2 separate regions of the Mus musculus genome follow, and region 2 is linked to region 1. The links are chromatin contacts, found by Hi-C or POLR2A ChIA-PET in ENCODE. All regions are on one chromosome and are shown on one strand. The core of a region is the stretch at or near the end of the contact, and the rest is flanking DNA. Distances in the headings are between cores, read along the strand shown.

The links. Hi-C counts contacts between places; a loop is a spot of excess contacts on that map. ChIA-PET counts read pairs that join two places held with the same protein, here RNA polymerase II (POLR2A).
Region 2: a map of T-helper 1 cell shows a loop between it and region 1 (7-fold over the local background). The contact joins the promoter of Tecpr1 here to the promoter of Zbed5 in region 1. A Hi-C loop is called at or near these places in 1 of 37 maps with a recorded cell type or tissue (T-helper 1 cell). POLR2A ChIA-PET finds 5 or more read pairs at or near these places in 1 of 5 experiments (Patski).

The regions. Positions count from the first base shown.
Region 1 is chr5:129,892,762-129,897,896 of GRCm38, forward strand. It overlaps Zbed5 (zinc finger, BED type containing 5), which reads left to right and starts at 2,962. Exons shown (of 4, transcript NM_183088.2): 1 at 2,962-3,091. The coding sequence starts at 3,042.
Region 2 is chr5:144,221,307-144,226,441 of GRCm38, forward strand. It overlaps Tecpr1 (tectonin beta-propeller repeat containing 1), which reads right to left and starts at 2,309. Exons shown (of 25, transcript NM_027410.2): 1 at 2,189-2,309.

The DNA of each region.
Region 1 (5,135 bases), core at 1,712-4,211:
TTACCCACTGAGCCATCTCACCAGCCCGAACTTCTCTTTCTAAGTGAGTGTCTAACAATGCTGTAAGGAAGGACTGTCAGTGAGATGAAACACTGCTCAGGTCTAAGGCCTGAGTTTGTGAACTTCTCACAGTCAAGGTAGGTGAGAATCTGATCACTTAGTTGTCCTCTGACTTCCATAAGTAAAAGAAAAGGAAAGCCAAGTGGTGGTGGTGCACACCTTGGATCCCAGCAGTTACTCAGGAGGCTGAGGCAGGAAGATTGCTGAGTTTGAGGCCAACCTGGTCTACAAAGCAAGTTCCAGGACAGCTGGGGCTACACAGAAAAATCCTGCCTCCAAAAACAAACAAACAAACAAGAGGTAGACAGTGACTGCCTGTGGCCCCTTAAAAGTTAAGATTTCTGAGATGTAAGACTGTTCCTACATCTTTGTAGCTGTCATTGCCTGTTACTATGATTGTGTTCACGATTATGCTCCAATTTGCTTTAGGATCTGATCTTGACTGTCATTTTAACAGGAAGAATGGAAGGTACACTGGTTATAGGAAATAGCTTTATCTTACTCTGTAAGGCCAGGGACTGGTCCCACCTGCTAGGACCCAGTATTTGCTGAAGGAAGGATAGCAAACCGTTTTTACCCAAATGGGAGGAGGGCAAGTGGGAGGGACTAATTTGACTGACCAGTCCCTGAGAAACCATACAGACCTCAGCAGGATTATTCTTTGATAAGATCTGATAATGGAAATTATGAATGTATTGAGATAAAAAAGGGAAAACAGGGCTCCCGGTCACTTCCATTGAAATTAACATGTCTACACTGCCACTGTCTATCAATAATTGATTTGATACCTAGCTGACACCTAGGATCAAGTATTCCCTTGTGAGATCCCCAAAGTGGATCCTTCAATTCCTGGGTTCCTGAAACACACACACACACACACACACACACACACACACACACAAAACCCCTAGACTGAATAGAAGTCACATATACGGCTGTGGTTAAGAGCACTGTCTGCTTTTCCAGAGGTCCTAAGTTCAATTCCCAGCAAACAAACATTGTGACTCACAACCATCTGAAATGGGATCCGATGCCCTCTTCTGGTGTATCAAAAGACAGCTACAGTGAACTTATATAAATAAAATAACTCTTTAAACACAGCTACAGTGTACTTATATACATAAGATAAATAAATAAATCTTTGAAAAAAGAAGTCACTCATAAACATTGTCACAGTATACCAGGCTAGCAGGGAACTCAATGGAACATGCCCCCATACACATTTCTGGGGTTAGAGCTGATGCCCTTCTAAATAACGCCTTTTTCCTTCACTGGCTATGCTTTGATTGTACTGATGTCCCTCCCCACTGCAGCAGTATTTCCAATCATGCACTCCCCAGGGGAAAATGATTCCCCCCTGGGGTGGATTTTTATCTGTGAGAATACACTTCTCCTGCTCCCACCCCGTGCTATAAGGGCATACGTGGGATAGGAAGAATCACACCTATTTTATTCAGAAAGTCTCTAAAGTCTTCTAATAGGATTAAGAGATCAGGGAGCTCTACCTGTGGAGGCTCCCCATATCTGCTAGACCCCGCCTCAGCAGCAGTCACAACCTGCCCCTCATTGGTTGTGGGGATGAAAAGGGAGATTTCTAAAATAGCTGGCTCACTAGCCAAACACTATACAACAAAGATATTGACAGAAATTAACCGAGAAATTAGAGAGTTAAGAATGACAATCCTACAAAATAGAGCTACCGTAGTCTTTCAGTTGATCACACATAATCTTGGATGTCAACAGTTCCCTGAAATGTGTTAACATATCAGATTTCTCTAACACCATCGATAACCTAATCGATAACTTACATTGAGAAATAATATCTCCAAGGCACATGTTGATTGGCCCTCCTGGCTAAGATGTTTCTCACCCTTCATTGGCCCCCTGATGGTTCTACTATCAATCATAATACTTGCGCTCTGTGTTTTTGGTGCAATATTAACCTAATCACCCTCCAGATACTCAATACCAGAATCCTGTTCCCCCGACTACAACATCAAGCAATGCTTGCTCTCTTGTCAAAGATTTGAAAGAGTTAATCAGGCCAAGATGAGACTATGAGACCATAAATCAAAGGGTGCAATGTGTCAAACCCATATACCTTCGAAATTAAGGACCACATTGTATTAAGTACCCATACCTTGCAAATTAAGGAACCCAGTGTGTTAAGCCCCTATACTTACGAAACTAGGGTTCTATCTAAGTTTGCTTCCTAAATCTGATGTAATCTGGGGGGGGGGGGGGAAAGACCTCATTTATATGATATATATCCTTGTCTTCCTGTTTCATTGTATTTTTCTAACAATCTCTAACAGTCAATACTCTAGGCCCTGTAAACATGCTTACATCTGTTTTCTATTAATCTTTTATCGCTCCGCCATAAAAGGAATCCCAAAAGGCCAGTAAGGGCCTGTTCTCTAAAATCCCAACTTAGGATAAAACAGCCGGATATCCAGTCCTGATGCTGGATGCACCTCTAAAATAAAGCTTGCTTTTGATTAGACAATAGAGTTTAGTCTTCATCCACTCAATTTTCAGGTTTAACACGTGTTAACACAGTGGGCGTGGCAGCACATGCGGGTAATTCACTTGAGATGCCAGTTCACTTGAGATGCTGAGGCAGAAGGGTCTCAAAATCAAAGGGCAGCCTGGCAGTGGAGGAATCCAGTGGTCCATCGAAAGAAAAAAACTAACCATACATCTCAGAACCGAAGGACAAGATTTGAGAGAGCAACCTCAGGAACTTCCCATTAGCTACAGCGCCTCGTCGCCAAGCAACTTCCCGGCGTGGTACGCAGTGGCACCGCATTGCCAGTTACTGATGTCTGGTTCGTCCAATAACTTTCAGCGATCGTGCTTCTCCTGGGCTCTAATTGGCTACGTGCGGAGGTTCCACCTCCCACCTTCCTCCCTCCTTGCTGGACGCCCGTGGGCGTTCCCGAGTTTGTTGTGTCTGGACGCTTAAGGTGCAGACACCGAGGATGCCACGTGGAAGCCGAATCCGCACTTCCCGCGTGACCCTTCTGGCCGGGTGAGACCCTCGGGACTGGGGACAAAGCGCGGGCGGCCAGGACGAGGTTCTGTAGCTTAAGAGCTGCGAAGCCGAGGGTGAGATGGAGGGAGCCGAAAGGGATCCGCTACCAGGGGAGGACTCCCGGAGAACGGGGACACGCTCTGTGCACTCCGGGAGAGGACTCTGAAATGTGACATTTTCCCTAGACAGGTTGGGGGAAGGGCTGTCGAGGGCATAGTCTAAGAGGAGGTGAGGAAAGAATGAATGGTGATAGGTGTCAAGCTCTTGGGGGTGTTTTTTTGTTTTGTTTTGTTTTGTTCTTACTGTGTTTTTGATTCTGTCAGGCTAGCTTTGGACTTCATAAGTCCTGGATAGCCTTCCTTGATTTTCCTGACTCTGCTTCTCTGGGGATGGGATTACAGAGTTTAAAGGTTTATAGAAGGGGGGAAAAAAAGGATAAAAGAAAATTACTCGTTATTTGTGTGTGGAGGTTCGAGAATTTTAGAATTCTCTCTTTCCACCTTTTGGGTCCAGGATAGCTAACCCTTAGTTGTAATTACGCTACTACAAGGGGTATCAACATTCCTAATGCTGCGATCCTTTTGTTGTTGTGGTGGTGACCCCTGATCATTAAAAAAAATTTTTTTTTTTGCTACATTGTAACTGTAATTTTGTAAGTTTGGTCTTAGGCGAGCCCTGTGAAAGGGTCCTGACCCACAAGTTGAGAACTGCTGCTCCATTGAGCCATCTCCTGTCCACACGAAGTAGGAAATTCTTGACAGCATCAAGATTCCAGATGTCCCATCTGGGAGCCTGTGTGAAGGTCACAGGGCACTTTATGGGAGTTGGTTGTTGATCTTTCTAAGGCTCAAACTCAGGTTGTCAGCAGTGGGTTGCAAGGACACTCTACTTCAGCACCAGCATCCCCCTCTCCCTCCCCCAGCCTGAAATGTTAATTCAGATGTTAACTAGGCTAGGGAGACCCCTTGGTCTAAACCTGTGGGTTGCTACTCCTTCGGCTCCAAAAAATGTTTACCTGATGGTTTATTTATTTATTAAATTTATTTATTGTTATATGGAAGTACACTGTAGCTGTCTTCAGACACACCAGAAGAGGGCGTCAGATCTCATTATGGGTGGTTGTGAGCCACCATGTGTTTGCTGGGATTTGAACTCCGGACCTTCGGAAGAGCAGTCAGTGCTCTTAACCGCTGAGCCATCTCGCCAGCCCACATGATGGTTTATAACAGTAGCAAGATTACAGTTTTGAAATAGAAGGGAAAATGATTTTATATTTGGTCACTACAACATAAGGAACTGTAATAAAGGGATCATTATACCATCAGGAAGATTGAGACCCACTGGAGTCCATGGCAGTACCTGTCTGATATTTCTTCTTTAATACTATGACATTTTATTTGATACTGATATAGGAATAAAATGAAAACTGTTGGTTCACTCTGGAGTTCTTGTCCTGGAACTCACTACTTAGACAGGTATAGCATTGATTTGACAGAGATCCTCCTGCCTCTGCCTCCTGTGGCCTGAAATAGTCTGGTACACAAAGTAGCTGTTTAACATTGGAATAAATAAACCCTCAGGGGATCTTTCCAGCTTTGTCTGTCAGTGGGTACATATACATGAAGTGGGGGTGTCAGCCTTGAAAGGCCAGAAGCGTAGAATGGCCTAGAGCTAGCTGAATTTCATCTAGGGGGTGGTTAAGAGCTCCTGGGAACTGAGCATGGACCCTGTGGAAGCCAGTATCTGGTGGTCTTAGCTATTGAGCCATCTCTCCATCATCCTTTCTAACTTTTAATAAGTCTATGATTTTATGAAGTATTGGAATAACTGTCCTTTAGAGATACAGTGGGCCATGTGGAGTCATGAAAAGTTCCAAAAAAGGACAAAATAGTGTGTTATATGTAATATATATATATATATATATATATATATATATGTAACCAATAGAAACAGTTTCTATAGTCTTCTTGCATGTGTATGATATGGGTATTTAAAGATTTAGAATGATGCAGGAGGTGGTGGCACAGGCCTTTAAGGGCAC
Region 2 (5,135 bases), core at 1,059-3,558, about 14 Mb after region 1:
TGGATTTGAAACACTTTCCTTCCAATAAATGACTAAGCAGTAATTTTCTTTCAGACATAATTGAGCCTTCTGGGCAGTTAGTGGAAGGAACGCTAGAGAGAAAGGGGGGTTTATGGGGTGTGTTTATAAACTCCCTTCCAAGTGGGGACTCGGGCATCAGGCACATGTGACCTAAAGGCCACCCAGGGTAAACATCTTGGCATTTAACCACAGCTCCTTTCTGCCTCCACAGGATGTCACACACCACTTCCTGTGAGATCACCATGCAACCTGACTTGGGTTACTGGGTCACAGGACTCTTGAAATTGGGTGTGTGGATCTTGTGATTCAGGGAATCTGAGATATCTTTGTTTCGCAGAAGCGAAGGGAGAGAGAGAGAACATATCCCATAGAAGCAATCTCTGCTTTACCATGAACCTCTGAAAACAAATGTAACGTGGCCCTTCCGTCATTGGGTTCAAAAGGCTCACCACCACAAAAGCCACCTGCTGTTCTGGGTCAGTTTATTCACAGATCCTTTCAGAGACCAAAAAATAGCCTGATGTAGGGGCCTGTGCCTGTAATCTCAGCACCTGTAAGGTCAAAGCAGGGTTGCTCCAAGTCCAGGCCAGACTGGCCTACGTAGTCAGCCCTTCTCTCAAAACAAAAACAAAAACCCACAAAGAGGTATGGGAAGATGGCTCAGTTGGTAAAGTGCTTGCATTGTAAGAAGGAGGACCCAAGTTTAACCCATGTTTTTTGTTGTTGTTTTTCTTTTTAAGTGAGTATGGGGGCATGGTCAGCTACATGGCTGATCGGGTGAAGATAGTGGCTGCGGAGCTGATCAACCTAAGTTCGGTCCCTGGGATCCACCTGATGGAAGGAGAGCACACATTCCAGCAAGCTGTCTTCTTATCTCCACCCATGAGCCACGCACGCATGCGTGTGCGCACACACGCAAAACACACACACTAAACTGTAAAAATACTTGTAAGTGAGCCACAATGGCACTTGCTTATAACCCTAGAGCTGAAGAGGTGGATGGATCCCTGGGGTTTCCTGGTTGGTTAGCCTAGCCTAATTAGTGGGCCCCGGGCTAGTGAGAAATCCCAGCTTTAAAAAAACAAAGTGGATGGTGCAGGTTGACCTCTGACTTCCACAGCCGCTTGTGCATCTGCACACACAAAGAAATTAAAAACAAAAACAACAGCAACAACAAGAAAACAGGGCTGGAGAAATGGCTCAGTGGTTAAGAGCACTGACTGCTCTTCCGAAGGTCCTGAATTCAAAATCCCAGCAACCACATGGTGGCTCACAACCATCTGTACAGCTACAGTGTACTCATATACATAAAAACAAACAAACAAACAAACAAACAAACAAAAAGCAGAGCAAGCAGTGGGCAGTAGATGCTCTTGAGGCCACAACACAGCACACAGAAGCCACAAAACGTTTACTTCTGCGGAATCTGTCTTCAGGCTGCAAGACTTCTTCTGGTTTTTCTATTACACCCTCACTCCTGTCTGATGTGCACTGGCTATTAAAGTTGTTTCCTGGCTGCCAAGCGCAGGGACCACTCCAAGGTGATGTTAGGGTTAAAAAAGAAGACAGGAAATATCAGAGCTTGTATGGGAGTGGGGGCCCTTCCTGGAGAGTAAATAGAGTCGGGCCCAGCCCCAGCCGGCAGGAAGCGACCTGGCTTTGATCCCAGTTCCTGCACTTGGGCGACAGGTGGGTCCCCTGCACTGTCACCAGGAGCATATGTCGGAGCTGTAGGGCTGTGACCATCTGCCTACACTAATCCTAAAGCAAGCAGATTTGCTCCCAACGTCAAGGGAGAAGAAAGGCTACAGACAGGCTCCTGGATGTTCCATTTCTCTAAAATCATGCAGGCTCGGCGATCGGCGTCTTCAAATCTCTGCAGTCCTAAGGCTGCAAAGGCTGCAATGGGGGTCATGCTATGAAGCGGGTTCACGAGCAGACATTTAGGGGTTCCAAAGCAGGGGTAGGGGTGGTGCCCTGTAGGTGTGCAGCAGAGAACACAAGTACAGTCCCCTCTCCCTCCCTCGATCGTCCCAGTTAACGCAGCCAATGGAGGAGAGGGATCGGAAAACTGGGAGCACCTCTGCTCTGTGCCACCCAAATAACATCGATCGGAGTCTCCACGGCCCTTGTCACCGATGTTACGGGGACATCGCGCCGCACTTACCTGTGCCCACGCCCGGTGGGGCGGGTTCCCAGCGGAGGCTTCTGTACTCCTCGGTTTTAGCTACAGTCCGGCCCTCCCCCGGCCTCAGGCTAGAGGGCGGGCCGGAAGCAATAATCAACTCAGCGTTGATCGGCCAGATTCGGAGTGACGCAACTGCCTGGAAGCTCACGATTGGCTGCTGCGCTCAGCCGCAATTTCTCCGGCTCGGGGTGGCGCGCGTGCGCACTCTCGAGGTCGCGCCGGGTCCCGCTAGCCAGCGGCGCTCTGTGCTAGTCGGGAGGAAAGGAGCGGGTTGCTACGTCCCCTCTCAGGACTCCGCGGGTCCCAGCGCGTCCTCACATGCCTGCTTCCTGCGCTCCAACCTTCTCCGGCACGTCCCTCCTTCTTGCCTGAAGCACTTCTCGTCTACACCGGCCTGCACCGCTCCCGAAGCGGAGTCAGGTTTTTTCAGGGTTGGATTTCTTTAGTTGACACAGGAGTCTGTTTTCCAGCCTTCATAAGAAAGGATAGTCGTCATTTCTAATTCTTCATTTCTTGTTTAAAGATTTATTTATTCTTATGTGCCTTGTGCAGTTTGCCTTCTTTTGCCTGCATTCATGTCCGTGTGACGTTGTCAGATCCCCTGGTACTGGAGTCACAGTTGTGAGCTCCCATGTGGATGCTGGGTATTGACACCGGGTCCCCGGGTTAGTGCTCTTAACTGCTGAGCCATCTCTCTAGCCTCTTATTAACTTTTTAGTTTTTAAAAAAATATTTATTTGTATGTGTGTTCCTGTGTGCACGTGCGCAATGCGCTAGGTGCAGAGATCAGAGGACAGCTTTCTAAAGTTGGTTTTTTTCCTACCACCGTGTGGGTCCCAGGGTTCGAACTCAGTACTTCAGGCTTCTCAGCCTTTACCTACTGAGCCACCTCACCGGTAAATTCTGTATTATTTTTTTTAATTAGTGTGTTTTAGATTTTGATTTGTTTATGTGTGAGAGTATAAGCAGATGTATGTGTTGTGTGTAGGGGTGTGTGTACCTGTATATAACCCACACAGGCCTGAAGAGGGCATCCACCGGGTGCTCTCTGCTGCTATTCTGCCTGTTCTGAGGCAAGGTTGCCTACTGTCTTCATTAGGCTGGAATCCAGCAACCCCCTGACACCCCCTGGTTTCTGCTCACCTTGGGGTTAAGGTTAAGTCATTTGCAGGGACACCTGGTGTGTTAAGAGGACGCTGGATCTGATTCTGGTCCTCACTGCAGAGCAGGTGTTCTTAATGTCTGAGCCATCTCTCCAGCCCCTCGTTAGTTTTAGGGGGTCTTTTTTTTTTCTCTCCTTACAACATTTATTTAGTGTATGTGTGTCTGTCTCTCTGTCTTTGGTCAGAGGACAACTTATTGGAATTGGTTGTCTAGTTCTATTGTGAAGCGAGAATCCATATTCAATTGAGTTCAGGTTTTCAGGTGAGTGTCTTTACCCTCTGAGCCATCTTGCTGACTTGCCTGGTTGGTTGGTTGGTTTGACACAGGGTCTCACTGAATTACTCAAGCTGGGATGGAATTCACGATGTAGCTCAGGTTAGCCTTGAACTTGCAACCTTCCTTCCTCAGCCTCCTGAGTGCCGAGATTCTAGGCTGTATCATGACACTTGATGTTTTGCTATATCTGGGGTGAAGGAAGGTGTGTGGTACGAGCATGCTGTTTGGTCTTTGCTTGCAGTGCTGGGGATCGAAGCGGGGCCTTGCCCGTGTTCTGTCACCTAGCTCTTCTCCCTTCTTAGCTTTTCTGTCTAATCAGGTTTGGGTCACTTGGCCATCACTGTGCATTGCCTAATGAAGAGTTCCAGAAATGGTTTAGAAAAAATACAGGGCTCACCAGCCTCTCCCAGAATTGACAGAGCCACTTTGCCTTCCCCACCAGGATGGGCTGGACTCTTGAAGTATGAGCCAAACTACAGCCTTCCGCTCTGGCCTCTAGATGGTCACACGCCCTTGTATATACGTGACAACACGCAAACCACACAGAACAAATAAAACTGAAATCAGAAGTGTGTCTGTCCCTCTCTCCTTGCCGGGGGTGGGGGGGGGGTGGGGGGGGGGGGAGGACACTGCCTACAGATGCTAGTTCATCAACGGATGTAAATGTAAGCAAGATGCCCTGAAGTGAAAAGGGAATTTTAGTTTTGTTGTTTTGAGACAGGATTTCAGTATGTAGCCTTGACTGTTCTGGAACTGGCTATGTAGACCAAGCCGATTCCAAGCTCAGAGATCTGCCTGCCTGTGCCTCGGGAGTATTTTTTTCCCCCTGAGACAGGGTTTCTCTGTGTAGCCCTGGCAGTCCTGGAACTCACTTCTCACTTTGTAGACCAGGCTGCCTCTGCCTCCCAAGTGCTGGGATTAAAGGCATGCACCACCACGCCCGGCTTGGTTCTTGTTTTTGTTTCCAATAATAATAATAATAACAACAACAACAATAATAATAATAATAATAATGCCACAAAACCTCTAGAATACAAACAGCAGTGGGCCATAGTCCCTTGTGGTGCCTAAGGAGCACAGGGACCTCCCGATCTCATTACAAAGCCCCTCAAGTGTGGCGAGGAAAGTACAGACGTTTACAGGTTCTAATCTGTATTAGCACAGCTGTTGTGTATTATAAAAGGAGCCAGGACACGTTTTGTAGAGCTAGGTATGGTGAGGTGGGAGGGATACCTCGGTGGGCCCATCCTCTGAGGCAGCCCTTCCCCTGAGGTATTGTATAGAATAGAGTTTATTTAGGGGCATGGGGTGGGAGTTGAGAAGGGAGGAGAGACAGGGAGAGGGAGAGAGGGGTCAGAGAGGGGAAAGAGGCAGAGAGAGTAAGAGAGCGAGGAAGCTGTCGTCAGGTAACTGCGGGCGGAGCCTAGAAGAAATGGGGCGGAGCCTAGAAATGGGGCGGAGCCTAGAAGAAATGGTAACCACAGCG